Linked DNA regions of Homo sapiens: regions 2 and 3 are each linked to region 1. A link is an interaction called in ENCODE POLR2A ChIA-PET data of the cell type or tissue named here. Cell type or tissue: B cell. All regions are shown on one strand. Links, peaks and the distances in the headings refer to the core of each region. The heading gives the core; the rest is flanking DNA. Region 1 holds the start of MIR422A (microRNA 422a). Region 2 overlaps HERC1 (HECT and RLD domain containing E3 ubiquitin protein ligase family member 1). Region 3 overlaps HERC1 (HECT and RLD domain containing E3 ubiquitin protein ligase family member 1).

Region 1 (10,349 bases), core at 1,174-9,173:
GCAGGAGAATCGCTTGAACCCAGGAGGCAGAGGTTGCAGTGAGCCGAAATTGCACCACTGCACTCCAGCCCGGGTGACAGAGTGAGCCTCCGACTCAAAACAAAACAAAACAAAACAAATTCATGTTCATTTCTTCAGCCTGGAGCCTTGAGACTGCAGCCAGGACTATTTAGAATTCATAGATTCGAGATATGGGCTCAGTGGCCTCTTTATATATTTCTGAAAGCAGGAAGAATTTTATATCATTATTTTATTACTTAGATGATTAATAATATTCATATTATTAACCGTGTTACAATTTCAGATTTTCTGCTTTCCAGAAAATGGTCATGAGAAAATCTGAACTTGTAAAATGACTCCATTAAAGATAATCATTTTTTCACATTATAAATATTTATCCAGTACCACTCTGTATAGTCTGGGTCTGGGGGAAAAAAGGGAATAAGCCATAGATTCAGGGTTCTTTGAGATAGGGAGCCCTCTACCCCTTAACTATAAAGCTTAATATAATTTGTGGAAAGAGCTCTTTATACAGCTTTTCAGGAAGCTTGCTCTTCCTCCTAGTTGGGGGTGTCTGTACCATCTGTAGGATTACTTTCTATTTCATTTATTTTCAGGTCACAAAGTCTGTGCAGCACTCAGGAAGCTTGGAACATTGTCATTGTGGAGGGAATTGTTCAGACCTGAGGCAAAATAAAAACCGAAACTGAAGGCCAGGTATGGTGGCTCACGCCTGTAATCCCAGCACTTTGGGAGGCCAAGGTGGGTGGATCACATGAGGTCAGTTCAAGACCAGCCTGGCCAACATGGTGAAACCCTGTCTCTACTAAAAATACAAAAATTAACCAGGTGTAGTGGTGTGTGCCTGTAATCCCAGCTACTCAGGAGGCTGAGGCAAGAGAATCGCTTGAACCCAGGAGGCGGAGGTTGCAGTGAGTGGAGATCGCGCCACTGCATTCCAGCCTGGGCAACAGAGTGAGACTCTGTCTAAACAAAACAAAACAAAAATAACCTGAAACTGAGAGGTAGGTGTAAAACAGGCTGGAAGATTCATTTCAAGATATAAATAAACCTACGTAGACTTTCTTCCCCACTTGAGTCCCAGGGAAAAGTGAGAAGCAGCCAGGCAGGCACAAAGAGATCCCTGAGATTCCAGAGGCAGCCAGTCACTCCATCTGGAAGGAAGCAAGGAAGCTGTGGGAGGGAGGAGGGCTAAGGAGTTCTGTCCTGTGCTGTTTAAAGAAAACCAGGCAGCAGCTCACATTAGTCCCCGACATTTCCATTTCATGGCAGGTGGCACATGGTGCAGAAGAAGGATTATATAGGTCAGTCTAAGCCCAGCCAGCTACCACTAGCTGTATGGCTGTGTTAGCCCAGGTCTTCCAAGTAGCAGACATCAAGACAGGGTTAGACTGCAGGAGATTATTCGGTAAGTGTGCAAAACTGGAGAGGGAGCTGGCAAGGCTGAGAGAGGCGTCAGACGTCAATGCAGGTCTGACCCATGTGATGGAGAGAGGGAAGGAAGGAAGGTTACATCAAAGTATCTTACACGGCAGTGCAGTTCTAAGAAAGGTCAACAAGGCCAGTGGATTAAGGGGGTCCTTGAGCTAAAGATTTCCTTCAGAGCAGTGCTGTCAATCTCAACTTCCAGGTCGGCCTTAGTATCCCCATAGGCGGATACTAGTGGGAAGTATGGCCTCAGGGGAAACACCTCAGGTGACTTATCTTACCTCTCTGAGTTTTGGTTTCCTCAATTATAAAGTGAAGGTTTTTGAGAGGATTAAATAAAATAGCATATTTAAATTAAAGTGTTTACAGCCAGGGTGTGGTGGCTCATGCCTGTAATCCCAGCACTTTGGGAGGCTGAGGTGGCTGGATCACAAGGTCAGGAGATTGAGACCATCCTGGCTAACACGGTGAAACTCTGTCTCTACTAAAAATACAAAAAAAAATAGCCGGGCGTGGTGGCGGGTGCCTGTAGTCCCAGCTACTCAGGAGGCTGAGGCAGGAGAATAGCATGAACCCTGGAGGTGGAGCTTACAGTGAGCCGAGATTGCGCCACTGCACTCCAGCCTGGGTGACAGAGACTCTGTCTCAAAAAAAAAAAAAAAAAAGTGTTTAGAATGGAATCAACTGCCTAATAAATGTTCAATGAACATAAATTCCCTTCCTTGTCTTCTTGTACCCCATCTTGAGGCAAGTTTGGCACAGCGATATGACTCCTCTCCCCAGCCTGTCCTTCAGTCATCCTTCTTCCCTCTCCCCAGCCAGACACATAGGAGGCAAGTAAGTGGCCCTAAAGGCCAGGGCCTGAGTGCTTGTGTTTTTGTGTTTTGGTAGCCAGGCCTTGAGCCTTTATCCTGATGACATGGGGCTTCAGCCCACAGCTAGGCTGGGATGGAGGAGGGAGACCCCAGAAGGAGAGATATCACTTTTTTTTTTTTTTTTTGAGAGATAGTCTCTTTCTGTCACCCATGCTGGAGTACAGTGGCGTGATATCAGCTCACTGCAACTTCCACCTCCTGGGTTCAAGCAATTCTCATGCCTCGGCCTCCCGAGTAGCTGGGCTTACAGAAGTGCACCACCACACCCAGCTAATTTTTGTATTTTTAGTAGAGAGGGGGTTTCGCCATGTTGGCCAGGCTGGTCTTGAACTCCTGGTCTCAAGTGATCTGCCTGCCTCAGCCTCCCAAAGTGCTGGGATTACAGACATGAGTCACTGCGTCTGGCCAGATACTATTCTTACTTAGGAGAGGTTACTGCGTAGTTGGAAGGTTAAGCCACACCCCTTGGGAACACCGTCAGGGAAAACACTTAGGGAAGCTCTGCTCCAAAATTTTTCAGGCTGGGGTCCAGAGGGTCTGCTGCCCCGGGACTAATGCACATGTTCCCTCAGAGAGAGCCTTTAGGGATGGCTGTGTAAGACAGTCCCCAGCCCCACCCTGCCCACTGTCTCCACCGTACCCTCTATCATCCTCTGCATGCCTCATGCTCCTGCAGTGCTCTTCTCTCTCTGCCTCTGTCTCTCTCTCCCCAACCTCATAAATCTAGGCTTTGTTCCTGCTGGTCCCTCTCCCTACAATGTCTTTCCCTTCCTTTACCCTCCTAGTGAACACCTGCTTCTCTATCCAGCTCAGATGTCCCCTCTTCTAGGCAACCTTCCCTGGCGCACTGCTCTCACAACTGACTCCAGTCCCCAGGTCTGGCACCCCACCTCTCTGTGCCTCAGTTTCTGTAGCTGGAAAATACGATGATGATGACGGTACTACCATAGCTAATCACAGGGTAGTGGTAAGAATTAAATGAGATGATAAAAGCACCTTGTGAGGGGGCTGTATCAGTGAGTGTCATGGTCAGTGGTAGGTATGTGTCAGCAGATGCATACCTCATTGGTGAGCATATAATACTGTATGTTGCTGGGGGAAGCCCACAATGTGAGGACACGAGAGAAGCACTGGACTTAGGGTCAGAAGGCCTGAGTCTCTCTGCTGCAGATGGGCTCTCTGTCCCTGAGCCAAGCTTTGTCCTCCCTGGGCCTCAGTTTCCTCCTTTGTTCATTTAGGCATGGCCTCCAGGGCCCCTCCTGGCTATCCTAGCTTGGCTCAGAAGCTCTGGGTCCTGGGCTCTGAGCTCCGAGGCCCTCCCTGCCCAGCTCCTGTTCTCAGTGCTGGCTCCCTAGGCTGGACAGCTCCCATGCTATTAATATTCCTGGAGACAGCAAAGTCTCCCAACTCTCAGCATCTGGACAGCACCTCAGGCCAGGAGCATGGAGGCCCAGGCACACATCAGACCCAGAGCTCCAGAGTAGGGCATGGGAGAGTGGGGAGCTCCTTCCTGGAAGAGGAGGTTGGCACCGGCAGCGAGGAGCTCCAGTGCTTCGGAGGGGGAGCAGGAGGGGGTTGGGCACACCCTTAGTGGAGGAGCTCAGAGACTGTGGCTTTTGGGTTTTGCCTGCAATCCTTAGGGCCAAGATCACCAAAATCATTTAGACCCTGACATCCTAATTGGTCCTAATCCACATATAGAATATAGGATTCTCACTTGATCCTATGGAAGAGAAAAATTTTCCACTGTGAATGTTCAGAATCTTCTTAGCAATCAAGGGCTCTATCCCACACATAGCAATTTTGTCACATCCTAGACTATGGGACTTTTTTTTTTTTTTAAGTGCTTCAGTGTGTCTTTGATGCTGGATTTGGTAATTGGTTCTTGGGTTTTAAAGACTTGGTATTTCCACGGTGAGTCATAATTGTTCGTTGACATACCTCATTGCCTAATGCCATTTATAGCCCCAAAAGATAACATACATCACATGAGGATTTTTTAAGCTCACTTCTTTAAACAGATTCTATATTGTACTGTTTGCTAGGTCATTCATCCATCCAGTATTCTCTCTGCTTCCTCATTTCTCCTGTGTGCTGGAGACTGTGCTCTCACCTTCACACCCCTCATTTTATTTAATCCTCACAACCATCTCAGCGAGGCAAGAATTATTATCCCCTTTTCAAAAATGAGAAAAATATGACTCAGAGAGGTTAAGTGATGTGCCCAGGGCCACACAGTAAGCGACTGGAATTAGGATTTCAACTTAGGGCACTGAACTTTTCATCATAGCAAATTGGCCTCCTCTCTCCTCCTAAGCTCCCCACTTCTCATAGCATTCAAGTCCTCCTCACTATTATGTGTGTTTGTGTGTGTGTGTGTGTGTGTGTTTTAGAGACAAGGTCTTGCTCTGTCATCCAGGCTGGAGTGCAGTGGTGAGATTATACCTCACTGCAGCCTCAAACTCCTGGGTTCAAATCACCCTCCCACACCAGCCTCTCAAGTAGCTGGGACTATAGGCACATACCACCACACCTGGATAATTAAAAAAAAATTTTTTAAAGATGGGGTCTTGCTGTGTTGCCCAGGCTGGTCTCAAACTCCTGGCCTGAGGGAATCCTCCCACCTCAGCCTCCTGAGTACCTCCACATTATTTTGAAGCAGAGAACACTGGGGATAATTATGAGTTTTTTGTTTGTTTGTTTGTTTTTGTTTGATGAGAAGAATATTGTCTAGGTTTATTTTATTTTTATTCTTGATGAGAAGAATATTGTCTAGGTTGATTTTGTATTATTATTCTTGATGAGAAGAATATCGTCTAGGTTGATTTTTTTTTCATGAGCTTATTTATTCATTCAATACATCTCAATGAGAACTGGCTAAACAGGGACACTTGGTGTTAGCCCAGAGACCTAGAGGTCATGGCCACTTATTACATGCCGGGACCCATGGTCATTCCATAACCACCCTGCTCCCACCCTGAAAAAGAGTCACAAACAATTAGGACCCAGACTGGTGGGTGGTCTTGTAGGAGAGGGTCTTGTAGGAGAGGGTCCAAAGAAGTGAGGACAAAACCCTACCAATTAGAAGTCAAGTCTGAACTCCAGACAGGAAAAAAGAAAAAAAACCCATCAACTCAAAAAACCCTCTGTTCCCGTTAAGAGCATAAGCTTTAGATTACAAAGTCTTACATAGTGGGAGATATCCTTGGGAAGGAGGTGTTGTGAGGTGGAGAAATAGAGGCACTGATGTTGGCACCCAGAAAATCTTGGGCCATCTCTCAGGCAAGTGGCTTGATCTCTCTGGCCTATGTTTCTTTATCTGCAAAACAGAAAGATGCTTTCTGTTTCTCAGGGTGAGGGGAGTAAATGAGCTAACATGTGCAAAGCCCTCCATTCCTGAAATGTGGCAGCTACTTTAAAATTGTTATTTCAATGCCATGAGTTATGTGTGGAGCAGTTGGTCCAGAATAGAGGGGGAACAAAATTTGGATCAAAGAACAGCCCCTGAGGGATTAAGCATTCATATAAGATAGACATGAATCATTGCAAAGGCACACCCTTTTTCCCAATGTGTCAATGAGACTTCTTCATCCAATGAGTTAGTCTAACCGGAGGTGAGGTGGGCTCTAATTCAAGACCTATAATAGACCAGGCATGTGCCATTGATAGATGCTAATGATGATTGCAAACAAAGGGGGGTGGCTGCATAAATGTAGCTTCCTCTACATGCTCTGGAGGAATGGGAACATCTATCTGAGACCTCTGGTTGGGGACTATAGGCTTAAGAAGGCCAATATAATAGGGAGGACAGCATGGTAGCGAGAAAGAAGGTGGACTTAAAGCCAGAAGAGCCAGGCTCAAGTCCCAGCTCTACTTTCCAACAAGCTTTGAGACCCTGGGCCAGCCACCAAGTGTCCTGTCTGGTTTATGAGAACAGTTGTCTTAGTATCTGCCTCACCTTGGTCATAAAACTGTTGTCAGAAAGACAAAGTAGGTCCCTCAAAAAATTAAACATAAAATTACTAGAAGATCCAGCAATTCCACTTCTAGGTATACAAAAAATTGAGGCTGGGCTCAGTGGCTCACACTTGCAATCCTAGAACTTTGGGAGGCTAAAGAGGGAGGACTGCTTGAGGCAGGAGTTCAAGACCAGCCTGGGCAACATAGTGAGACCCCCCCTTCTCTACAAAAAAAAAATTAAATTAGCTGGGCATGGTGGCATGCACCTGTGGTCCTGGCTACTAAGGGGGCTGACGTGGGAGGATGGCTTGAGCCTGGAAGGTTGAGGCTGCAGTGAGCTGTGATCACACCACGCACTCCAGCCTGACTGATAAAGTAAGATCCTGTCTCAATGAATGAATGAATGAATTGAAAGCAGGGACTTCAACAGATATTTTTACCCTCATGTTCATAGCAGCGTTATTCACAAGAGCCAAACAGTGGAAACAACCCAAGCATCCATTAATGGATGAATGGATAAGCAAAGTATGATACATACACAACGGAATACCATTTAGCCTGAAGAAGGAATGTAATTCTGATACATGCTTCAACATGATGATCCTTGAAAACACTATGTTAAGTGAAAGAAGCCAGACACAAAAGGAGGACAAATGTATGATTCCAGGTAGATGAGGTTCGTAGAGGAGTCAAACTCATAGAGAAAGAAAGTAGAGTAGTCATTATCAGGAGCTGGAGGAGGAAGCAATGGGGAGTTATTGTTTAATGGGTACAGAGTTTCAGTTTAAGGTGGTGAAAAAGTTTTAAGATGGATGGTGGTGATGCCTACACAACATGAATATACTTAATGCCAAAGAATTGTACAGTCAAAAATTGTTAAAATGCCCAACTACTCTGGAGGCTAAGGCAGGAAGACCGCTTGAATCCAGGAGTTCAAGGCTGAAGTGAGCTATGATTGTGCCACTGCACTCCAGCCTGGGTGACAGAGTGAGACCCTGTTTCAAAGAAAAAATAAAAAGTAAAAAAGATAAATTTTATATTATGTATATTTTAACACAATAAAAATTACCTTTTTTAAAAAAAGAAAGATATAGGCCAGGCGCGGTGGCTCACGCCTGTAATCCCAACACTGTGGGAAGCTGAGGCGGGCAGATCACGAGGTCAGGAGATTGAGACAATCCTGGCTAACACGGTGAAACCCCGTCTCTACTAAAAATACAAAAAAAAAAAAAAAGGAAAAAAAAATTAGCCCGGCATGGTGGCGGGTGCCTGTACTCAGGAGGCTGAGGCGGGAGAATGGCGTGAACCCGTGAGGCGGAGGTTGCAGTGAGCTGAGATCGCGCCACTGCATTCCAGCATGGGAGACAGAGCGAGACTCCATCTCAAACAAAAACAAAACCAAAAAAAAAAAAAAAAAAAAAAAAAGATATACTGTAGAGGAGAGTCATTTGCAATCTGTACAGCAACATGAAATAATTAGCTGTGGTAGAGGGGTTAGGATGCAATAGTTACATTATTATAACTACCCTCTACCACAGCTAATTACTATTGCTCTACAAGATTTCATATTGCTTTACAGGTTCTCTTAGAGCAATTGTCAAAATTGAGACCCTCATCCAGGACTTCTACAAACTGTTTTCCAATCTGAAAAATAGCAGGAAGGAGTAGATTTTTTTTTTTTTTAAGACACTGTAAGAGCTGAACGTGGTTTCCCTGGAAAGTGGGAAACGGGAGTGGTAGGGGCTGATGTTTTTCCTAACAGGTTTGTAGAACTGGAATCTTAAAAAAAAAAAAATGTTCCTGATTCATTATTTTCTAATGCTCTTTATTTATATCTGCTCTGATCATTGACTTCTATCCCACAATAAAGTTGAACCAGCCAGTGAAAACCATGGTTGTTATAGCTAGGAAGAGGGTGCTGAAGAACACTGAGCACCCTGTGTTCCTCCTTTCTGCTGGGCACGCAGTGATGGGGAGGGCCCTTACCCAGGACTGCTCAGTGTGTCCCCATCGGTAAAAGGAGCCATTGGCCTTCCTGTTTATCAGCCTCTCAAGCGTCTGCATCAGAGGCCTGGGTTCTCCAGAGCTTGGTTACCCCAGAGTGAGCTTTGCAGGTGGAGTTTGACAACTTCTGAGATGAAGATCAGACTCAGGGTCTAGGAGACATGGGCAAGGTTCTTAACCTGGAGCAGCCCAGAGGTCTGGGCCCCTTTAATGACTGTACACCACTTAGGGTGAAAATTAAATTGTAAACTGTGTGTATATGTGTTAATATATACCAACAAATAAAACTTAACTTGGGCAGTAAGTTGGCACGATTCCTATAAACAACACTTTATAGGAAATAATTAAATAAGCAAATTAATATGCCCATTCATGTTTTTTAACAGATTTACTGAGCTATAATTCACATACCATACAATATACCCATTTAAGGTGTACGATTCAGCCAGGCACAGTTGCTCATGCCTGTAATCCCAGCAAATTGGGAGGCCAAGGTGGGCGGATCATTTGAGGTCAGGAGTTTGAGACCAGCCTGTCTAACGTGGTGGAGCCCGTCTCTATTAAAAAATATATATACAAAAAAAAATAGCCAGGCATGATGGCGAGGGCCTGTAATCCCAGCTACCTTGGAGGCTGAGGCAGGAGAATCTGGGAGGTGGAGGAACCTGGGAGGTGGAGGCTGCAGTGAGCCGAGATCGCGCCACTACACTCCAGCCTGGGCTGGACTTTTGAGACTCCGTCTCAAAAAAAACAAAAAAGTGTACAATTCAATGGCTTTTGGCACATTAATTTATTAATCTTAACATTGTGAGAAAATATATATAACATAAAATTTGTCATTGTAACCTTTTTTTTTTTTTTTGAGATGGAGTCTCGCTCTGTCACCCAGGCTGGAGTGCAGTGGCGCGAACTCAGCTCACTGCAAGCTCCGCCTCCCGGGTTCACGCCATTCTCCTGCCTCAGCCTCCCAAGTAGCTGGGACTACAGGCGCCTACCATCACCCCCGGCTAATTTTTTTTGTATTTTTTAGTAGAGACGGGGTTTCACATGTTAGCCAGGATGGTCTCGATCTCCTGACCTCATGATCCACCCGCCTAGGCCTCCCAAAGTGCTGGGATTACAGGCGTGAGCCACTGTGCCCGGCCCATTGTAACCATTTTTAAGTCCATAGTTAAGTTGATTATATTCACAATGTTCTTTTATTTAATCCCTGTGAAGATGCCATTTTATAGATGAGAAAACGGAGGCTAAGTTAATGAATTTACCTATAGCTACTCAACGAGGAAGCAGCCAAGTAGAGTTGCAAACTCAAAGTCAAGCTGAAGGCTGGGTGCTTCCCAGCAGGCCAGGTTACCTTCTATGAGGTGGAGAGGCTCCTGGCAGATCAACCATCCAGAGTAGCTGGAAGGCGGGCTTGTTGTTGCCTAAAGGAGCCAGGGGAAACCGCACAGCATGCTTTGGCCCCTCATGGCTCCTCACTGACCCTCCTAAGTCGACTTTGAACCACAGTGACATGTACTCTCCTTTGTGCCCTGACACCTGTTCTCCCTAGAGGGCACAGATGGGCTACCTCCTCCTCCTCCTCCTGGCCAAACTTTTTGAAAGAAGGACCCACAACTCTCTCTGATTCCTCATTCCTTGTTATTCCTCAGTCCACTGAGATCCAATCCCATCATTCCTTTGATACTACCTGCCCCCATCGGCGTCACTGAGTGGCCTGGTGAGCAAATCTAATGGATCCCTCTCTCGGGGCTGTACTGGCTTTCCTAGTGGCTCAATGGCACCCCACTCTCCTGGTTCTCCCAATTCTCATCACCCCTCTGCTTCCCTCACTCCTCCCTTCCCTAAAGGGAGGGCATAGAAGGCCAAGGGAGCCCTAAGCTAGGCCACCATCTGTTTCCTCAGAGTCTGGTCTGTCTTTGGACTGCACTTGCTTGCCTGGTCAGTCTCCCATCTCCCTTAAATTCAGAACCATCCATGTGTGGCCACTACCAAATTTCTACCTCCTGCCAGGCCAGACCTCTCATCTGAGCTCCAGCCACAAGTCCTGCCTGGCCAGCC
Region 2 (10,349 bases), core at 946-8,945, 54 kb after region 1:
GCGGGGGCAGAGCATAGACATGGCCAGCCTCAATGACATAGTTTTGGCTGATAGAAAACCCCATCCAAGTATTGTCATGTGGGCAGGACCATGATATATGGGTGTTCAGGAATTCATGGTGACAATGAGACGGAACTTTAGAGACTACCTATTGCTTTGATTTCTTAAAGCATGTTTCTAGTTCTGTTTTGCCAAGGAGAGGAATAGATGTTAGAAGAGAACAGTAATTGGTGTAAGGACTGGACTTCGCTATTAAAAAGTGAATATTAGTGAATCTTTATGCCTTGAAATACGAAGCTTTTCTTGGTAGACCTTGAAACCTAATGATATTAAGGAGCAAGGTTAAGCAAACTGTCTAGAGTGCAAATAGAGAATAACAACTTACATTTATTTATAGTTTTTTAGTTTATAAAATACTTTTGTAAACATTTTCTCAATTGATGTGAATAACACCTCTGTGAGACAGGCAGGCAGATGTTATTCTTCCATTTGACAAATTTCCATGGAAGAGAGAGGGAGCTGCCTTAGGAATGAGCCCCTGAATAATCTCAACCTCTAGTTGTTCTTTTTTTAATGATGCAACCAGAAATGAACTGGTTCTGGTTCTGCAACCAAAGCCTAGAAATTGCTATTTCTTTGTAAAGTTGCCAGAGTATGAGTAGTGGTCTTCTATGTTATATGGTACTGCAGGTTTGATCTCTAAAGTAAGTGATTGGAAAGCTGCTTAATCTGGAAGCAGAAGTGCTTGGCATTACGAATGGGCCAAGATGGCTTATGGTAATTGGCATGTTCTTAAATAATGTTTGTTATACCAAAAGCCTAGGCGTTTTACATAAATTTAGATTAAAACTATAATTCTAATGGCAGCACTATAATATCTTTTAAACCAATATTTTAATTAAAACCTACTAGTAGGCTGCAGTAATACTGAAGTGGTTTTGACTGTATCATGGATTAGCATAGAGGTGGGGCACTTTACTCTTTAGAAGTTGAAAAAGAAAGTCTGGTAGCTTCTAAAAAGGCAGATATGTGGCAGTAGTGAAATGTTGATAAAAGTTTAGTATGTCCCATTTCTCTTGTTCTTTTGAGAATAGTTTGAAATACTTTGGTTAATTTAAATTGGTCTAAGATATTAAGAAGGATTTTTCAAAACTCTCAAAGCTACGCCATATAAAGGAATAAAATCCAATATGAATTCACAGAATCACTTAGCTTTAAAGTAATTGATTAGTGACAAAATGTGACTTAGTTTTGCAAAAATCTAAGAAATTGGTGAATATTTTATATTTTTATATTCGTATTTAAGATGTCTTTCAGTTCTTTCTGTTATTTTTTCCTGGTGCTGTCTTGTACTGCCTCCTTATCACCTCCCTCTTCCTTTTCGTCTGCCATCTGTCGGTTTGGCTCCTTATTTCAGAGTAGGCAGGCAGGAAAGGGTTTTTGTACACAAGATAAAACTAGTGCTGTTTGGGAGCTCAGTGAGCCGGAGTGCTTTATGCAGTAACTCTGCTGACAATAAATTCCAGAAGTACCATAGGCCCATAGGACTAGAAAGACAGCAATGATTCTGCAATATTGTCTGCAATTTTTTTTCTGTGACTGTTGCTTTATTTAATAAAAAAAATTTAAAAATAAATAATACTTAAACACTTTTTTTCACAGAGAGCTATAAATTGGTTAGATATTGTTAACAGACTTGCAAATAAGAGTAATTATTATATAGGAGAGCTTAGCATGTTGATTACTTGTGAAGTTCATGTCAAATGATTCCTTATGGTATTCTAGAAATATAATTTGATGTTAGTAAATTAATACTCACTTGTGCCTGACTCTGGATTAATCTATTATGGGAATAGGTAGATACTATGATAATTCAATTCCCATACAGCATTTTTTCTTATCTTTTTATTATAGTATATTTTAAATATATATTAACATAAAAGTAGAGGGAATAGTATAAAGAGCTCCCATGTACCCAATATTGAACTTCAAGAATTATCAACTCATAGGCAGTCTTGTTTCATCTATATTTCTATCTAGCACCCCTCATCCCCAATCCTTGGATTGTTGTTGTTATTATTATTTGAGACAGAGTCTCGCTGTGTCACCCACACTGGAGTGTAGTGGCGCGAACTTGGCTGACTGCAACCTCCAACTCCTGGGTTCAAGCGACTCTCGTGCCTCAGCCTCCCAAGTAGCTGGGATTACAGGCATGTGCTGCCCCGCCCGGCTAATTTTTGTATTTTTAGTAGAGATGCGGTTTTGTCATGTTGGCCAGGTTGGTCTCGAACTCCTTGCCTCAGGTGATCCACCTGCCTCGGCCACCCAAAGTGTTTGGATTACAGGTGTGAGCGACCACACCCGGCCTCTGGATTGTTTTAAATCAAATCCTTGACATACGTAATGTTTACCTTTCAGATATTTCAATATTGATTTTTAAAAGATAAGAGTGTCTATCTCTTTTTATAGCATAACCATAATAACATTATCATACCAAAAAATGTATAGCAAGTTCTTAATATCAAATATGAATCAGGCTTCATATTTCTCTGGTTTATAGATAGATATAGATCTATAGTTTATTTGCTTGAAGTGACATCCAAATAAGGTTCATACTTTACAGTAGTTTGGCATGTTTATTACATCATTTTAAATCTTTAGACTCTCTTCATCTCTTTTTTTTCTTATTTTTTAAAAGAAAGCAGGTTGTTTGCCCTGATAAGTTTCCCTTAGTCTCATTGCATCTCTGTAATGTCAGTTAACATGTTCTTCCTGTCTCCTGAATTTCCTGTAAATTGATAGGTTGGTTTGTATTTTTTTTTCCCTCTCAGTAAGAGTACTTCATAGGAGTGATTTTTGTTTCCATCGGGAGATATGTAAGGTCTTATGTCTCTTTGTGATGTTAGCAGCTGTTGATGATAATTGCTTAGACTTCTTAATTCATCAGTGATTGCAAAATTGTGAAATTCTATTATTCCTTCTTCATTCATGTGTTAGATGGCATTTTCTTTTTTAAGTATTTCTTCAACCCTGTAAGTTGTATGTTTAGGACACTGTATGCCAGCACTGGTACTGGGATGATTGGCAAGGTTCTGTGGTGGAATTCCTTTAAAGGAAGAGTGCAAGTCTTCATTATTGATAATTTGGGAATGTTGAATAAATACACTTTATTTAAAGGATGTTGGTAAATAAATAGGTTAAAATCTCATCATGAAATAAATAGCTTGTGACTTAGAGTATGGAGCTGGTCACTGATGTTTGTTCTTTTTAAGAGGACAATGTTGATATTCAGAAATTTCAAAAGTAATTTGTGCAGGGCAGTAGTTACTAGTTTCTTGAGCCAGATTTCTCAGCATGAACTTGAGAACAGACCTTTTGTGTGAATCAGATTAATAAAATATTGAGTTTACATAAGACAGCATATTTTTATTAAAAGCTGTCAAAGAACTGGAGCAGCAGCATTTCCCAATGTGGCTCCTTGACAAAAGGGCTCTGGAGTCGAATAAACTTGGGAAACAATGTGTACTTTATTCTCTCTTGGAATGTCAAGTACATATTAACATGTAAAAGACTTACAGTAAAGAAGCCTGTTTAACATTAAATTAGTATTTTCCAAATTTATTTGATCTCTGAACCTTTTTTCCTCCTTATAACATCTTGAGGAACTAGTGATCTGAGGAACAAGTTTTGGGAAATGTTAGGTATATGGTTTGGCTGTGTCCCCACCCAAATCTTATCTTGAATTTTAGTTCCCATAATCCCTACGTGTGGGGGGAGGGACCCGGTGGGAGGTAAATGAATCGTGGGGATGGTTACCCTCATGCTGTTTTCCTGATAGTGAGTTCTCATGAGATCTGATGGTTTTAAAAGGGGCTTTCCCCCCTTTTGCTAGGCACTTCTCCTTCTTGCCCCCATGTGAAGAAGGATGTGTTTGCTAACCCCTTCTGCCATGATTGTAAGTTTTCTGAGGCCTTTCCAGCCCTGTGGAACTGTGAGGCAATTAAACCTCTTTCCTTTATAAATTACCCAGTCTTGGGTATTTCTTCACAGCAGCATGAGACCGGACTAACATGTTAGGTTAGAGGATTTGAACAGAGTAAAAAAAATATATCCAACCATGAAGAGTGTGTTTGACTTCACTACAGTGATATGGAGAAACTTTTGATAGGTAAATAAGACATTTTTCAGTGAGAAAAAGCCAGAGGCAAATGTTGGTTCATTGTTTCATCTTAGCCTGTAAGCATTACACTTTTAGAGAGGCAAGGTTAGAAAAGGACTTCATCAGTCACTATGTAACATTTACTACATCCAGGCACGGTTTTCATTACTTTACACAACCTTCTGCAGTAGGCATACTCTTGTTATACCTATTTTATAGATGAGGAAACTGAGGCACAGAAAGATTAAGTAAATTGTTCAAGGTTACATTGCAGAGTTAGTGACATAGCAAAGCCAGGATCTAAACCTAGGTAGCCTGGCTTCAGGTTTCATGTGCATAGTATAGTCACTACTCTATATTGCAAGATATGGAAGGTGGAGAGCGTGAAATATAAATTAGATTAAGAGGGGATTTAAAGTCTTTTTGGAGGGAACGGACATATTTAACTTTTAGACAATCAGAGCCATAAGAGACGAATGTGGAGAGTTGGCTACGTCCTAGTGAAGATAGAAAGCATGAAGACCTGGGAACCATTATCCATAAAACAAGGTATACTTCTAGGGGAGGTAGATTAGATGCAGGTAGAAGGCTGAGTTAAGAGGACACTGTTAATACAGAATTTCAGATTTAGAAATGCTTTGGAACTCATTTAGGACCCCACTCATTTTATACATGAGATCTGAGGTTATACAGTTTTATTCATGAACTTGTAATAATCATAGCTCACATTAGTACATTGCATTAAAATACTTTCATATGAATTCTTATTTGATCCTCTTAACAATTTTGAGACGTAGACAGGTAGGTTTCATATTTTCCACAGCAGAGCTGATTCTTGGATTTAAATTTTCTGCATCTTGAAAGCTAATGTTGGCCGTGTGTGGTGGCTCACGCCTGTAATCCCAGCACTTTGGGAGGCCGAGGCGGGCAGATAACTTGAGGCCAGGAGTTCAAGACCAGCCTGGCCAACATGGCAAAACCCTGTCTCTACTAAAAATACAAAAACTAGTACAAAAAGTAGCTGGATGTGATGGTGCACGCCTGTAATCCCAGCTACTCGGGTGGCTAAGGTATGAGAATTGCTAGAAACTGGGAGGTGGAAGTTGTGGTGAGCTATTGTGTCACTGCACTCCAGCATGGGCAGCAGAGCCAGACTGTATCTCAAAAAAACAAAAACCTCCAACCCCCTCCCCCACCCACAAAGCTAATGTTGTCTATACTAAATCACATTGCCTTAGTTCTTGGCAAATAACATGTATTAAAGAAGAGTAGTGTGTGCTCTTGAGATGAGGATTTGGGTCACAAAGAAAAGTTGCATTTTAACAAATGGAAATAACTCCCTTCTAAGTGTGAAAAGTAATATATTTGTTGTAAAAAATGATTTTTAGATAGTGGGAAAGGTGAAAACCATCTGTAATCCCACCACACAGAATAATCATTGTTAAATTATGATGTATAGTTGTCCAGATTTTTAATAGGTCTATTTATATACAGAAATACTCTTTTCCAAATTCTGTACATATAGTTTTATAACTTAAAATACTGTACTCTTTTTTTGTTGTTGTTTGTTTTTTGTTTTTTGAGATGGAGTTTTGCGCTTGTCACCCAGGCTGGAGTGCAATGGTGCGATCTCAGCTCACTGCAACCTCTGCCTCCTGGGTTCAAGCCATTCTCCTGCCTCAGCCTCCCAAGTAGCTGGGATTACTGGCACCCGCCACCATGCCCTGCTAATTTTTGCATTTTTTGTAGAGACGGGGTTTCACCAGGCTGGTCTCAAACTCCTGACCTCAGGTGATCCACCTGCCTCGGCCTCCCAAAGTGCTGGGATTACAGGCGCGAGCCACCATACCTGGACAAAATGCTGTATTCTTGAAAGAGGACATTGATAGGCATTTGATCTCCTGCCTCTGCCACAGTAAAATGGTACATACAGAAACACAGGCATACAATGGTAATGTCCTGGGCAAACTGGGATGGATAGTTTCCTCTCCTCTTCTTCCCACACTAATAGCTGACCTGTTAGTAAAGGCTAGGTGAGTAGGTAAAAAATTATTTGGGGTTAGGTTAATTTAAGGAGACAATGAGTAGTGTAAATCTTCATTTTATTGTTTTTTCTTTAGACTTTGGGGTTATTGATTATTTTTTGGGTTGATATTAAAAAAAAACCCTTTCGCACTATCCTAGATTAAAAGATAAGTAACTCAGATTTTGTAAACATTAAGAAGAATAAAGTGTGGCTCTTTTGGAGTAATCTATGTATGGGCTCTTTTAGTGTGTGTACTTACGAGTTTGTGTGTGTGTGTGTGTGTGTGTGTGTGTGTGTGTGTGTCCATCTCTGATTATCAGTACTGTTGTAGTGGTGGGAGGGAAAAGAACCTGTTGTGTTGTAAAATGGATTTTTGTACTTGAAGTCAATTCTTGAGAAACCACCTGTAGATTCTTTAGCAAATCTTCCTGATTTATTGACAATATCTAATAATTTGCTTTGTTAATCATTCTCTCTGCCCAAGCAGATTTTTATGAAGGTCTTATTTTGAAAATCTTCTTTTTGAGGATTGGCAATATGTTTCATTTATGTATCTCAATATCGTTGATTGTAAGTTGATGGTAAGGTGTGTGTTTTTAGCTATTCTAGTTCCTTACTCTTTCCACTTAAAATTTTAAAATAAGGTTGCTTATAACTCCAAAAAAATCTTTCTGGTATTTTGTTAAGTATTACATTCAATTTATAGATCAATTTGGGGGACAGTTGACATTTTATAATATTTAGTCTTCGAATCTAGGAATGTGGCATGTCTTTCCATCTATTTTGATTATCTTTGATTTCTTTCCTTAATAATTTTTTCGTTTATTATTTTTATTTTTTCTTTATAATTTTTAGCATGTAGATCCTGTTCGTTTTGTTAAATTTGTACCTATGTCTTTTATTTAAAAATGTTTAAAAACCTTTTTTAATCAAAGTATAATATACATTCATAGAAGTGAAGCTTACTAGTGTGCAGCTTCATGAGTTCCACAGGGATGGATTTATTTTCATATTCTGCTTATTTTTTGTCAACCTGAGAGATTCTCAGGAGGGAGTTAGATACAGTTCAAGATGAGGAAACAGGAGAAACTTCCCATTTCCTTTTGAATCAGATCTTTATAGTGTGACTTCAGTGTGTTGTGTGAAAGTGAATTCTCAAGGCAATAGATGTATTCAAAGAAAAGTAAGCCCATACACATTTCCAAATCAGTTTGGCCTTTTAGATTTTCCCTGCTAAAACTTACCTCCAGTCATGTTACAATACAGATTTGCCTAGATATTTTCTAACATAGGAATTCCTACTGTTTTGAAACAATGGAAATGTGGGTTGAAGATTTAAGAGATGGAAGGTTGTGTCTTCCTATGATTTTTGGTGAACCAGGCTATTCGCTGCCCTTTAGCTTCCTTCTGTGTAATTTGTAAAAACACAACCCTAAGTAAACTTGTCATCTTGCTGTCTGGCTTTTCTCTTACTTGTAGGAAGGGTAGGCAACTTAGTGTCTATGTTTATGGGAACAGTGTTTTTCTGCCAGCTCATTTTTGAGCGAGAGTTACAAATCTGGCTCTAAATTTATAGAGATGGATTCACTGTAATTACTTAAAAATGATTATGTTGTAAGGAAATTAAAAGTAAGATTTGTTTAATACAGATACTCCTGGGAATGAATGAGTTTATTACATATGCTCCATCAGGAAGAACATGGTTAACAATAGAAAAACCATGTTTATCATTTAATTCCTATGTATACTTTCATTGTCAAAGATAACCTTTGTTTTTTCCTTTCTGTTTTTTTTTTTTTTTTTTTGGAGACGGAGTCTCACTGAGTCGCCCAGGCTGGAGTACAGTGGCGCGATCTCGGCTCACTGCAAGCTCCACCTTCTGGGTTCACGCCATTCTCCTGCCTCAGCCTCCTGAGTAGCTGGGACTACAGGCACCTGCCACCACACCCGGCTAATTTTGTATAATTTTAGGAGAGACGGGGTTTCACCATGTTAGCCAGGATGGTCTCGATCTCCCGACCTCGTGATCTGCCCGTCTCGGCCGCCGAAAGTGCTGGGATTACAGGCGTGAGCCACCGCGCCCGGCCCCTTTCATCTTTTATGTTACCGGGGCTCAGCTGTGCCTGATTCAGCTGTTTCTATACTCCTCCCCAAATTCTGATTTTGAAAATTTCTCAGATTTATAGAAAAAATGAAGAATAGCGCTTTTCACCTAGATTCACAAATTGCAACATTTTGGTGCAACTGCTTTTTTCCTCCCCTCTAAACATGCATACATTTTGCTTTAAGTGAGACTAATTTGTAGTCATCATGATCCTCCCTGTCCTCTCCCAGTACATTGGCATGTATCTTCTAAGAAGAAGGACATTCTCCAACTTAACCACAATACTTTTATCACACCGATGGAAAATAACATTAATTCATTGTCACCTAATATGCAACATTTGTGTTTAAATCTTTCTTGTTTCCCACATATCTTTTATAGTTGCTTTTTGTTTTTTTCGGGTCCAGGATCCAATCACATTCATATATTGCTTTTGGTGTTTATGTTTCTTTAAATCTAGAGTAAACCCCAGCCTTTTTTTTTCCCAAATGACATTAACTTTATTGAATAATCTAGGCCAGTTGTCTTATACAATGTCCTACAATGTGAATTTGCCTCTTGGTTCTTTAATATCACATATTCAAGTTAAACATTTGCTGCATTAACACTATGTAGGTGATGTTATGTACTCCTTAAATCACCTCAGGAGGCACTCAGTGCCATTTTCCTTCTTTATAGGTAATGCTAAATTTGATTGCTTAAGGTGGTGACTATCACCAGATTATTTCTTTGCAAATGTACACTTTTTTCCCCTTTGTAATTAATAAACAATTAGGTGGTGGTATTTTGAGATCACGTGAAAGTTGTCTCTCCTACAACGCTTTCCCATTGGTTTTAGCATCCATAGAAAACTATCTTTGCCCTTTTTTTAAATTAAAAAAAAGAAGCAATATATGCAAATGTTAAGAAACTTACATAGTATAAAAAAGGTTATAGCAAAAGATATATCTCCCTTTCATTCATTCATACTGTATCTTCATTTTCCTAGTTTTTCCCAGAGTTAACTGTCATTGGTTTCTTATGTGTCTTCCAGAGATTTTCAACCACTCTAGTAATGCATTCATATATATAGCCCCTCTTTTTTTTTATTTTTACACAAATGGCTTATTTCATGAAACATAATAGTTTAAAGATCTCCTCATAGTATATATCAAAATTTCATTTCTTTTTATGGCTGAGTACTATTTCAGTGTATGTGTATACACCACATTTTGTTTATCCATTCATCTGTTGATGGACAATTGGTCTATTTCTGCCTTTTGATTATTATGAATAATGCTCCTATTAACATTGGTGTACAAATATCTGTTTGAGTCTCTGCTTTTAATTCTTTTGTATGTATACTTTGATGTGGGTGCTTGGTCTGCATCTTAATGTATTTTTAACTTAGTATATCATAGTAATCATTTTCAACTTAATACATTCCAAATAATTGTAGATCTTCCTCATTCATTTTAATGACTGCCTTGAATTCTAGTATATGTGTATAATTTATTTAACCAGTTTATTATTTGTGGACTTTAGATTGTTTCCTGGCTGGGTGCAGTGGCTCACACCTGTAATCACAGCACTTTGGGAGGCTGAGGCAGGATTGCTTAAACCCAGGGGTTCGAGACTAGTCTGGGCAACATAGTGAGACCTTATCTCTATTTTAAAAAAGCAGAAAACAAAAAACGTCATTTCCCCTTTTCATTGCTTTTATTACTTTTTTTTTTTTTTTTGCTATTCTAAACAAGGCTGCAATGAATAGGATATTTCTTAGTTTAAACAGTACTTTGTTTCTTGATTAAAACTACACTAAGAAAATGTTGACTGAGCCTAGTCCTGCTGAGTATACCTTCTAAATGTCCTTAAAATTCAACTCCGTACAAGTTCAATATATTGTTCCTCTTTTATTTTAGGCCCATATTTCTCAACTCAACTTTTGCAGTGGCCCAGGATTGGTCTGTTGTGTCCTGGCCATTCTTTCTCTTCATTATCTTAGTGTTATCCACAGCTCCTGATGTGTAGCCTTGTTATGGGAACATTATCATATTGTACTGTAATTGCTTATGTATCTT
Region 3 (10,349 bases), core at 1,563-9,562, 97 kb after region 1:
TTACCTATATAATCTAGAATTCATGTGGAATCTGGGTGTGAGAGTCGGGCAGGGATACTCTTTTGACCAAGAATGGAAAACAGAAGCTATAAAATAAAAGATGTGTGTGTATGTAAAAGATAGATTTAGAAGAAATATTTGCAATGTTGAGGACAGACTGTGATAAAATACAAAAAACTTTTACAAGTTGACAAGATAACAAAATAGGAGAATGCATGAATAAATATTTCCCAGAAGAGCATATCCAGATGACCAACAAACATAAGATGTTCAGATTTATTAGTAATCAGAGAAATACAAATTAGAGTAACAACGTATCCCTGTACAGCTATCAAACTGGCCAAATTTAAAACAGCAAAATTACATATGGCTTATGTGGGAAGGGATGGAGGTAAATAAGGCACTTTTATGTCCTCTGCACAATGCTGGTGTTTAATACCAAATGAAGTCAGGGTGGGATGGAGGATCATGATTTTCCCCCCTCTTAAGTGCATACTTTACAAGTATCTTAGGAAGATGAATTAAGCATAGTAATCATAAACTTGTGAAGGCAAGTGTCATCAGATTTTATATTTAGAATTTACCAGGGCATAATGAGATATAAGAAACTCCTTTTAATTACTGTAGTCTGGGATCTTTATCATTGGAGTGCTTTCTTGAAGATCTGCCTGTGTCATGAAAATTAAATTCCCTTCAGTGATTGAGGTTTCTCTCTATTACCAGCTATTATAAGTGACATTCTGAGGACTTGCTTGAGAGACACCTTCCCTGCAATATTTTGTAATTAAAAATTTTGTGTGTATATAAAAAATATATGTCAATGCATCTTATTTCTGATGCATTTCAAAATAAACTACAGATGTCTGTTTACTTCCCTCAAATATACTTCAGCTTGCATATCATTATTCAGTATTTGTTGAGGCAAAATTTACATGCAGTGAAATGTAAAAATCTCAAGTGCACTTTCACTGAGTTTTTTTATTTTTATTTTCTTATGTAGAGACGAGATCTCACTGTGTTGTCCAGGCGGGTCTCAAACTCCTGAGCTCAAGCAGTCCTCCTGCCTTGGCGTCCCTGAATGTTAGGATTATGGGTGTGAGCCACCATGCCCAGCCCACTAGGTTTTAACAAATGCGCAACCTGTGTATTCCACACCAGTATTGAGACATAGAATATTATCTCAAGAAGTGTCCTCATGCTCCTCACAGTCAGTTCATGCTGTCACCCTCTAGAGGCAACCACTATTTTGATTGAAGTATTTTTATGGTCTTATGTTTTCTTTTGGATAAATCTTTAGAAGAGGAATTGTTGGGTCATAGGGTTAGATATATGTTTCGTTTTATGAGAAACTGCCAGCCACCTTTCCAAAGTGGGTGTTCCATTCTACAATTATGAGTCCCAAAGTTTTTGGCTCAGGGAACTAGAAGGATGGAGTTACCATTTATTGAGAGAAAGAAGTCTACAGGAGGGACAGGTTTGGGTGGGGTGGTGGTACTGGTAGAATAGGAGCTCAGTTTTGGATATGTTAATTTTGAGATATCCAACCATAACCAAAACTGTTAGATAGCCATGTGGAGGGGCCAAGTAGGCACTTGTGTATATGAATTTGGATTTAGGGAGAAGGCCTGGGTTGGAGATAAAAAATTGGGAGTCATCAGCTGTAGAACCCACTGTTACACAGATAATGGAATCAGAACTGAATGGAAAAGGTACATCTGAAGAAATTACTGTTTTTTAACATAAACTTTTTTTTTTTTTTTTGAGACGGAGTCTCGCTTTGTCACCCAGGCTGGAGTGCAGTGGCGCGATCTCGGCTCACTGCAACCTCCGCCTCCCAGGTTCAAGCGATTCTCCTGCCTCAGCCTCCCAAGCAGCTGGGACTAGAGGTATGTGCCACCATGCCTGGCTAATTTTTGTATTTTTAGTAGAGATGGGGTTTCATAATGTTGGCCAGGCTCGTCTTGAACTCCTGGCCTCAAGTGATCTGCCCACTTTGGCCTCCCAAAGTGTTGGGATTACAGGCGTGAGCCACCGCACCCGGCTGCATTTCACCAGTTTGAAATCATTAATTGTAATGTAAGATGAAATTTTGGAAACATTTTATGAGTCCTCTGTATGTTTTTGACTGTTTTCTCTTCTCCCTTTGCAGGACTAATGGCTGAAGGATAAATCAACATGGCAACTATGATTCCACCAGTGAAGCTGAAATGGCTTGAACACTTGAACAGCTCCTGGATTACAGAGGACAGTGAATCTATTGCTACAAGAGAGGGAGTTGCTGTTCTGTATTCTAAACTGGTTAGCAATAAGGAAGTAGTACCTTTGCCCCAACAAGTTTTATGCCTCAAAGGACCACAGTTGCCAGACTTTGAACGTGAGTCTCTTTCAAGTGATGAGCAGGACCACTATTTGGATGCCCTTCTTAGCAGCCAGCTAGCATTGGCAAAGATGGTATGTTCAGATTCCCCATTTGCCGGGGCACTTAGAAAACGACTGCTTGTACTCCAGCGTGTCTTTTATGCACTTTCTAATAAATACCATGACAAAGGCAAGGTGAAGCAGCAGCAGCATTCTCCGGAGAGCAGTTCTGGTTCAGCAGATGTCCATTCTGTTAGTGAACGCCCCCGGTCAAGCACTGATGCACTTATAGAAATGGGTGTTCGAACTGGTCTAAGTTTATTATTTGCGCTTCTAAGACAAAGTTGGATGATGCCTGTGTCAGGACCTGGTCTCAGTCTTTGCAACGATGTCATTCATACTGCAATTGAAGTTGTGAGCTCTTTGCCACCATTATCATTAGCAAATGAAAGCAAGATTCCTCCTATGGGCTTGGACTGCTTATCGCAAGTAACAACATTTCTTAAAGGAGTCACTATTCCTAATTCTGGGGCAGACACTTTAGGTCGTAGATTAGCTTCTGAGTTGCTGCTTGGTTTGGCAGCTCAACGAGGCTCATTGCGATATCTTCTTGAATGGATAGAAATGGCTTTGGGGGCTTCGGCAGTTGTACACACCATGGAGAAAGGCAAACTACTCTCAAGCCAGGAAGGAATGATCAGCTTTGACTGCTTTATGACCATATTAATGCAGATGAGGCGTTCTTTGGTACGTACTATAAGTCTCAACTTTAAAGTTCATAATAGTTTTTGGAAAAGTCAATGCAGTTTTTAATGAATTGGTGGTAATAGTGAATGATTTGAGACTTTTGGTGATTGTTGAGTTAATTAAATATTTCATATACTTGGAGTGAAGAAACTTTTATGCATGTTGATAATATATGGTTGGTACAGTGTTAAGACTACTGCATCAGAAGTCAGGTTTATAGTTTTAGCTTTGTGGATTCTCATGTGAACTAGGGAAATTCATCTAACTTTATGTTTTAGCGAACTTATGAAAAATTAGAGATTTTGGCTAGTGATCAGCAGGTCTTTAGAAAAAAAAACCTCTTATTTTCATATTTCCCAATTTATGTTAAACATTTACTATATGCCAAGTACTATTCTACACCTTGGGGCAACAGCCTTGAGGATACAGTTTCCACCCCCATGGAGCTAACAGCCTAGTAGAGGAGTCAGATAATAAATATATAATTTCAGGTAGTGAAAATTTCTAAGAAGAAAAATAAAAGAGGGAAAGGGAATAGAGACTGGTAGACTTAGGACAGAGTTTGGGAGGTGAAAAGTTGCTGTTTTAGTTAATGTGGTCAGGGGATGACTCTCTGAATTGTGACATTAAAGTAGAGACCAGAATGAAGGGAAGTGATGAGCTAAGGAAAGATCTGTGAAGAGCGTGTTGTCAGAGGAAATTAATTATTTGACTATCATAACCTTGGATACAACATTAAAGAATAAATAATAAAATAGCGTAGTATAATCAATTTCAAGAATTTGTAAGACTGAAATATACCTTTGTGAAAACCAAGAATAAAAATTCAAATGTTAAAATACAAATTTAGGCTGGGTGCGGTGTCTCATGCCTGTAATCCCAGCACTTTTGGGAAGCTCAGGAGGGTGGATCACTTGAGGCCAGGAGTTTGAAACCAGCCTGGCCAGCATGGTGAAACCCCATCTCTACTAAAAATACAAAAATTATCCGGGTGTGGTGGTGCGCACCTGTAATCCTAGCTACTTGGGAGGCTGAGGCAGGAGAATTGCTTGAACCCAGGAGACGGAGGTTGCAGTGAGCAGAGATCATGCCACAACACTCCTGGGCAACAGAGCGAGAATCTGTCTCAAAAATAAAATAAAATAAAAAAAAATAAAATACAAATTTAAAATATTAAGACTCAAACACTTAAAAGCTGACTTAATTTTAATTAGGTTACATTGATCAAGTCTTTTTTTTTTTTTTTTTTGAGACAGAGTCTAGCTCTTGTCACCCAGGCGGGAGTGCAGTGGTGTGATCTCCACTCACTGCAACCTCTGCCTCCTGGGTTCAAGCGATTCTCCTGCCTCAGCCTCCCGAGTAGCTGGGATTACAGGTGTGCACTAGCATGCCCGGCTAATTTTTGTACTTTTAGTAGAGACGGGGTTTCACCATGTTGACCATAGCTGGTCTGGAACTCCTGACCTCAGGTGATCTGCCCACCTTGGCCTCCCACACTGCTGGGATTACAGGTGTGAGCCACCACACCCGGCCTACATTGATTAGTCTTTTCGGTATCCTTTGTTACCAGATGTCAACCAACAAATCTATTTAGTTAAAATAACTAAAAATGTCACTTATAAATGATATATGTATATTTCAAGTCTCCCCCTACCCGCAACAAGTAGAAAGCTTTTGGACAGGAGTGTCTCATAAAATCCAATTATGTTGAATTTATTTTCAAACCAGGGACATTTAAGTTTTCACCTACTTTTTGCATTTATGAACTAAATGGTAAATATTGGGTCATGTTTTACAATTTTATCATAGGTAAGTACTTGGGGATTTTAGATCATAAGATCTATGAAAATTTGAATTTCTTACTGTTACATAAAAATAAATAAGAAAAGCATGCCGTGCTTTGTTTGGGATATGGAATGTTGACATGGGTTCTGTGTTCTTCACTTGAGTTGCCCAGGGATGCAATGATGTAATAATTAGGAAAGGCTTTAGGGACCAGCTGTGGGAGGCGTGTAGGCCTCTTTGTGTTTTCTTATTCAATATTCAAATCCTCTCATTTGCACATGTTTTTCTAACTTTGTTTTCTGATTCTTAATACTTTCTGGTAACATCCTCTTATGTTATACTCCTTTCAAGTCTGTAAAGTGATTTATTGACCTAAAATAATATATTTAATATATATATATTAAAACAATAAAATAATGTATTTATGGTCACATGTTAATATTTCTGTAAGAAGTCACTTAATTCCTCATTTTACGGGCTATTTATTTTGCATTACCTTTGTTACAAAAAAGATATTAATCATTGCACAATATAGTTATATGATTAAATGTTTGCCAATGGTGTGTTTGAACAAAATGCTAGTTACCTTGAGGCAGAAGCCTCTTCCTCGAGGACCTTACCTTCTAAGGCCTTATTCTACAATATTGCTCCTTAATGGGAAGAGGGTACCCCAGAAAATAGATTTCTTTTCTCAGTGTCCATTTAGCCTCATTGTCTAGGCTTGTATGCATATTTGATAATTGACTGGATAGTTTAAATATTTTTCCTTTTTCCCTTTTTTTTTTTGAGATGGAGTTTTGCTCTTGTTGCCCAGGCTGGAGTGTAGTGGCGTGATCTTGGTTCACTGCAACCTCCACCTCCCGGGTTCAAGTGATTCTCCTGCCTCAGCCTCCCAAGTAACTGGGACTACAGGCACCTGCCACCATGCCCAGCTAATTTTGTTTCTGTATTTTTAGTAGAGACGGGGTTTCCATGAAGGCCTACCTTAAAGTAGATCTAAAATAATTTTTTTTTTAACTGCTGGATTTCCAGTTTTCTTTCTACTTGGCCTCTCATTCCCAGACAAAATAGCAAATTCGCTAGTCAGGGAGGTTCCTCCCTCCTTCCTCTCTAAAGCCATACCCTATAATATAGCTCCTTATTGGGGCAGAGATGCCTCTAAAAAACTAGATTGCTGGCCAGGCGTGGTGGCTTACACCTGTAATCCCAGCACTTTGGGAGGCCGAGGCGGGCAGATCACCTGAGGTCAGGAGTTTTGAGACAAGCCTGGCCAACATGGTGAAACCCTGTCTCTATTAAAAATAAAAAAATTAGCCAGGCATGGTGGCAGGTGCCTGTAATCCCAGCTACTTGGGAGGCTGAGGCAGGGAGAATCGCTTGAACCTGGGAGGTGGAGGTTGCAGTGAGCTGAGATCGCACCATTGCACTCCAGCCTGGGTGACAGACCAAGACTGTCTCAAAAAAAAAAAAACTAGATTGCTTTTCTCAGAATTCTAGATCTATTCTGGGGAAGAATATGTGTTTGACTTAATTTAGGTCTCAAAGCCACCTCAGGCCTACATTAGATTGAATTTTAATTAAATCTCAGCTTGGTTTTAGGGGAAAGGAATGCTTATTAAACTGAATTATATATTTGTTATTTCTTCTTGCACAGTCAGTGATAGTATCTGATGTTTTTGGTCTCCAGAACCCGTGTTTCTTTTCTTTTCTTTTTTTTTTTGAGGTAGAGTTTTGCTCTGCCACCCAGGCTGGAGTGCAATGGTGTGAACTTGGCTCACTGCAACCTCTGCCTCCTGGGTTCAAGCTATTCTCGTGCCTCAGCCTCCCCAGTAGCTGGGTTTACAGGCACTTGCTATCATGCCTGGCTAATTTTTGTATTTTTAGTAGAGACGGGGTTTCACCATGTTGGCCAGGCTGGTCTCGAACTCCTAACCTCAGGTGATCTACCTGCCTCGGCCTCCCACAGTGCTGGGATTACAGGCGTGAGCCACCGTGCCCAGCCTAGAACCCATGTTTCTTACACTTTACTGTTGTCTGAGAACTAGGAAGTTTGTAGAGCCTCTTCTGATACACTAGACCCCAACCTGACCTGATCCTCCCCGTCTTGAATTTCTCTATCCTTGAGTAACTGGGCCAGAACTTATCTCCCAGCTATAAGTTAGAGGGAGAGACACATAACCATCTATTGAGTATCTGGTACAAGACCTAACAAAAATAAGTTCAATCGGTAAATTGTATTTACTTGTGTGATTCTTAATCTCTGCTGCCCACACATATGTAATGAATTTGGTGGGAACACACAATATATTCATTAACTTATATGAGAATAGGGAAGTAATCTCAGTGTACATCTTCAAATTATAAAAAATAACCATATGTACGCCATTCACCTTTGATGCCACTAGGTGTTTACTGCACATGTTGTGCCAGATACTGCTAGGCACTGGGTTAAAAAGATGAATAAGCTTTGGAGCATCCATGTCTTTAGACAGCCCACAGTGTAATGAAAGAGGGATGCACAGACATTTCAAATTAATGATAATGGGCTATAGTAGAAGTCTGTACTGGGAGGAGATGATGGGATGAAAGAAGAGGGCGGGAGGCAAAGGGACCGAAAATGTCTTACGGAGGAAGTACCCCTGAGGTTATTTGAAAAGTAGGAGGGTTTTGCCAGCAATTGTGAGGTGTGTGTGTCAGGGGAGCTGGAGAACTTTTCAGATGAGAGGCTCACAAAGCGATTGAGTTGTGGGGAGAGCAAGCCCCGGGATGTATGGAATGGAATGAGATGAGATTGAGGCTGCAAGCTAGGCAGGGCCCTGTATCCCATGCTATAGGCTTTGGGGACTTGATCCCATATGTAATGTGAAGTTATTGAAGCAATTTTGAGTAAAAACAGCCAGAACGGAAGGAAATGTACTCCGTCTAATCTTATGTCTTTGAATATCTTAAGCAGACAAATGTGAGGGGAAAAAAATTGTCATTTAGTATGGTAGATAAGAGGAAGGTAACTAAAGACCTGTGAAACAAAAACATTTATTTTTTTTATTTTTTAAGACAGAGAGTCTTGCTCTGATGCCCAGGCTGGAGTGCAGTGGCATAATCTTGGCTCACTGCAACTTCCACCTCCCGGGTTCAAGCGATTCTCCTGCCTCAACTTCCCAAGTAGCTGGGATTACAGGTGCCCGCCACCATGCCTGGCTAATTTTTTTATATTTTTAGTAGAGATGGGGCTTCACCATGTTGGCCAGGCTGGTCTCGAACTCCTGACCTCAGATGATCTGCCTGCCTTAGTCTCCGAAAGTGCTGAGATTACAGGCGTGAGCCACCACACCGGGCCCCAAAATTTATTTTAATTTCGACTTTATTTTTGGACCATTGAACTTTCCATCATGTTGAGAATGTGAACAAATGAAGTTATACATTTAATGGGCTATATTTTTCAAAATTTATTTTCTCTAAAAATGCCCAGCTTTAGCCCTGTTTTTTTTGGAAACAGAGTCTCACTCTGTCACCCACTCTGGAGTGCAGTGGCAAGATCTCGTCTCACTGCAGCTCCCGCCTCCCAGGTTCAAGCAGTTCTCCCTGCCTCAGCCTCATGAGTAGCTGGGATTACAGGCGCCTGCCACCACACCTGGCTGATTTTTGTATTTTTTAGTAGAGACGGGGTTTTGCCATGTTGGCCAGGCTGGTTTTGAACTCCTGACCTCAGGTGATCCACCTGCATAGGCCTCCCAAAGTGCTGGGATTACAGGCGTGAACCACTGTGCCCGGCCTGTGTAGAATGAGTTTTAGGTGTGTCTTCAATCGTAACTGACTGAAGCTGGAGTAGACTTATCCTTAAATACTGACTTTTTTGTTGAGAAATTAACAACAGTCATTACAGTGTTTGTGGGATATTTTGTTGGTTTGGTATTGTTAAATTTGGCAGTAATTTATTAAAGGCTCCCAGTATTTTCTCTTCTTTCTCAATATATATATACATAATGCAAAATAATAATTATTGCTATCAGTTTTGAGATCTTACTATGTAGTGGGAACTGTGCTAAGCATGTTTTACACATAATTTCAGTTAATTATGTAACAGCTCTAAATGTTGTGGGCATCATTCCCATCTCAGGATGAGACCCTTTCAGTAAGAGCCAGTAAGGGATGGAGCCTAGATTTAAACCCAAGTTTATCACTAAAAACTTTATGCTGTTTTCAACATTTTTCTCCATACTGTAGAAAGGCATAAAAGAGGGATCATGATGGCCCTGGTGCCAGCTCCTAGAAAGGTACATCAGTCTACTCCTTACCTGTTTTTGTTTTGGTGATCACTAGAGTTGGCTTTTAGATAACGAAGCCACAGATCACAATTGCGATTTTTCTCAGAAATGCTTCACAGCTAACTAGGGAATTTGGAGAGGTTGCAACCAAGTATTTGTTGTTGTAGCAACACATTGTATGTCTAGGGACTAGTTACTTTTAAACACTTAGCTTCTGATATGATTCCATACCTGAGTCTGGACTCTGAAGCCTTACTACTCAAAGTGTGAGCCACAGACAATAGCACTGGCATCACCTACATTTGTTAGAAATGCAGAATCTTAGGCTTCTTCTCTACTTACTGATTAGGATCTGTATTTTAACAAGATCACCAGGTAATTCGTGTCAACATTGAAATTTGAGAAGCAACATCCTAAATAATTAAAAAGAAAAACTGACTTGGCAGCAGCAGGTTAATAGCAGATGACCCAGCAATAAGAGAAACAGTCGAATAGAATCAGAGATCTGAAGACGATGAGCAATGTGCTATGATTGGAAGGCTCTGATTAGCTATCATAGTTATTGAAAGCTATCTGAGAAGTGAGGGATTTGGAACAGCTGAAGAGAATAATTAAGAATAATGATTATTAATGGGGTGGGGCGATAACGGAGACTATGACAACAGGAAGCTTTACATAGTAAATTTATAAAGATCTTGGAGAAAAGGAAGCTATATGAAGAGACTGAAGATTAAACTTCTCTGCAGCTTTGCTGGGGTGAGGAGAGTGGTGTGAAAGTCATTCACATGGACTTCATCATAGCAGCTTTTGAAGGCAGAGGGAGAACTTGTTAGATGACAAAAAAGTTCTGCCATGTAATACTCAGCTCTTCGGAGAACTCTCCAAAGTGATTGACATTTCATTGATTTGAGGGTAGCAAGATATTTGCTGTTTTGTTTTGTTTTTGAGACGGAGCCTCGCTCTTGTTTCCCAGGCTGGAGTGCGGTGGGGCGATCTCGGCTGACTGCAGCCTCCGCCTCCTGGGTTCAAGTGATTCTCCTGCCCCAGCCTCCCCAGTGGCTGGGACTACAGGTGCCCGCCACCACGCCCGGCTAAAATTTTGTATTTTTAGTAGAGATGGGGTTTCAGCATGGTCAGGCTGGTCTCTAACTCCTGACCTCAGATGATCCACCCGCCTTGGCCTCCCAAAGTGCT

What was found. Peaks named below come from ENCODE experiments on the same cell type or tissue, not always from the same donor. Only the 100,000 strongest peaks of a DNase experiment are listed, where the experiment ranks them.
Region 2: POLR2A ChIA-PET joins it to region 1 with 7 read pairs; 6 of 35 experiments call an interaction of 5 or more read pairs at or near these places.
Region 3: POLR2A ChIA-PET joins it to region 1 with 6 read pairs; 5 of 35 experiments call an interaction of 5 or more read pairs at or near these places.

The regions. Positions count from the first base shown.
Region 1 is chr15:63,864,115-63,874,463 of GRCh38, reverse strand. MIR422A (microRNA 422a) reads left to right here and starts at 3,445; the gene lies at 3,445-3,534. In B cell, for the core only: no CTCF peak of the experiment used is centred there; a DNase peak (open chromatin) is centred at 4,323.
Region 2 is chr15:63,809,451-63,819,799 of GRCh38, reverse strand. The region is part of intron 1 of HERC1 (HECT and RLD domain containing E3 ubiquitin protein ligase family member 1); the gene reads left to right. Among named protein-coding and RNA genes, the nearest start is that of HERC1, 19 kb to the left of the region's middle. RefSeq lists an enhancer at 3,345-4,106. In B cell, for the core only: no CTCF peak of the experiment used is centred there; DNase peaks (open chromatin) are centred at 3,879 and 5,309; H3K4me3 peaks cover 752 bases; H3K27ac peaks cover 477 bases.
Region 3 is chr15:63,767,450-63,777,798 of GRCh38, reverse strand. HERC1 (HECT and RLD domain containing E3 ubiquitin protein ligase family member 1) reads left to right here. Exons shown (of 78, transcript NM_003922.4): 2 at 2,150-3,105. The coding sequence starts at 2,176. Among named protein-coding and RNA genes, the nearest start is that of HERC1, 61 kb to the left of the region's middle. In B cell, for the core only: no CTCF peak of the experiment used is centred there; no DNase peak of the experiment used is centred there.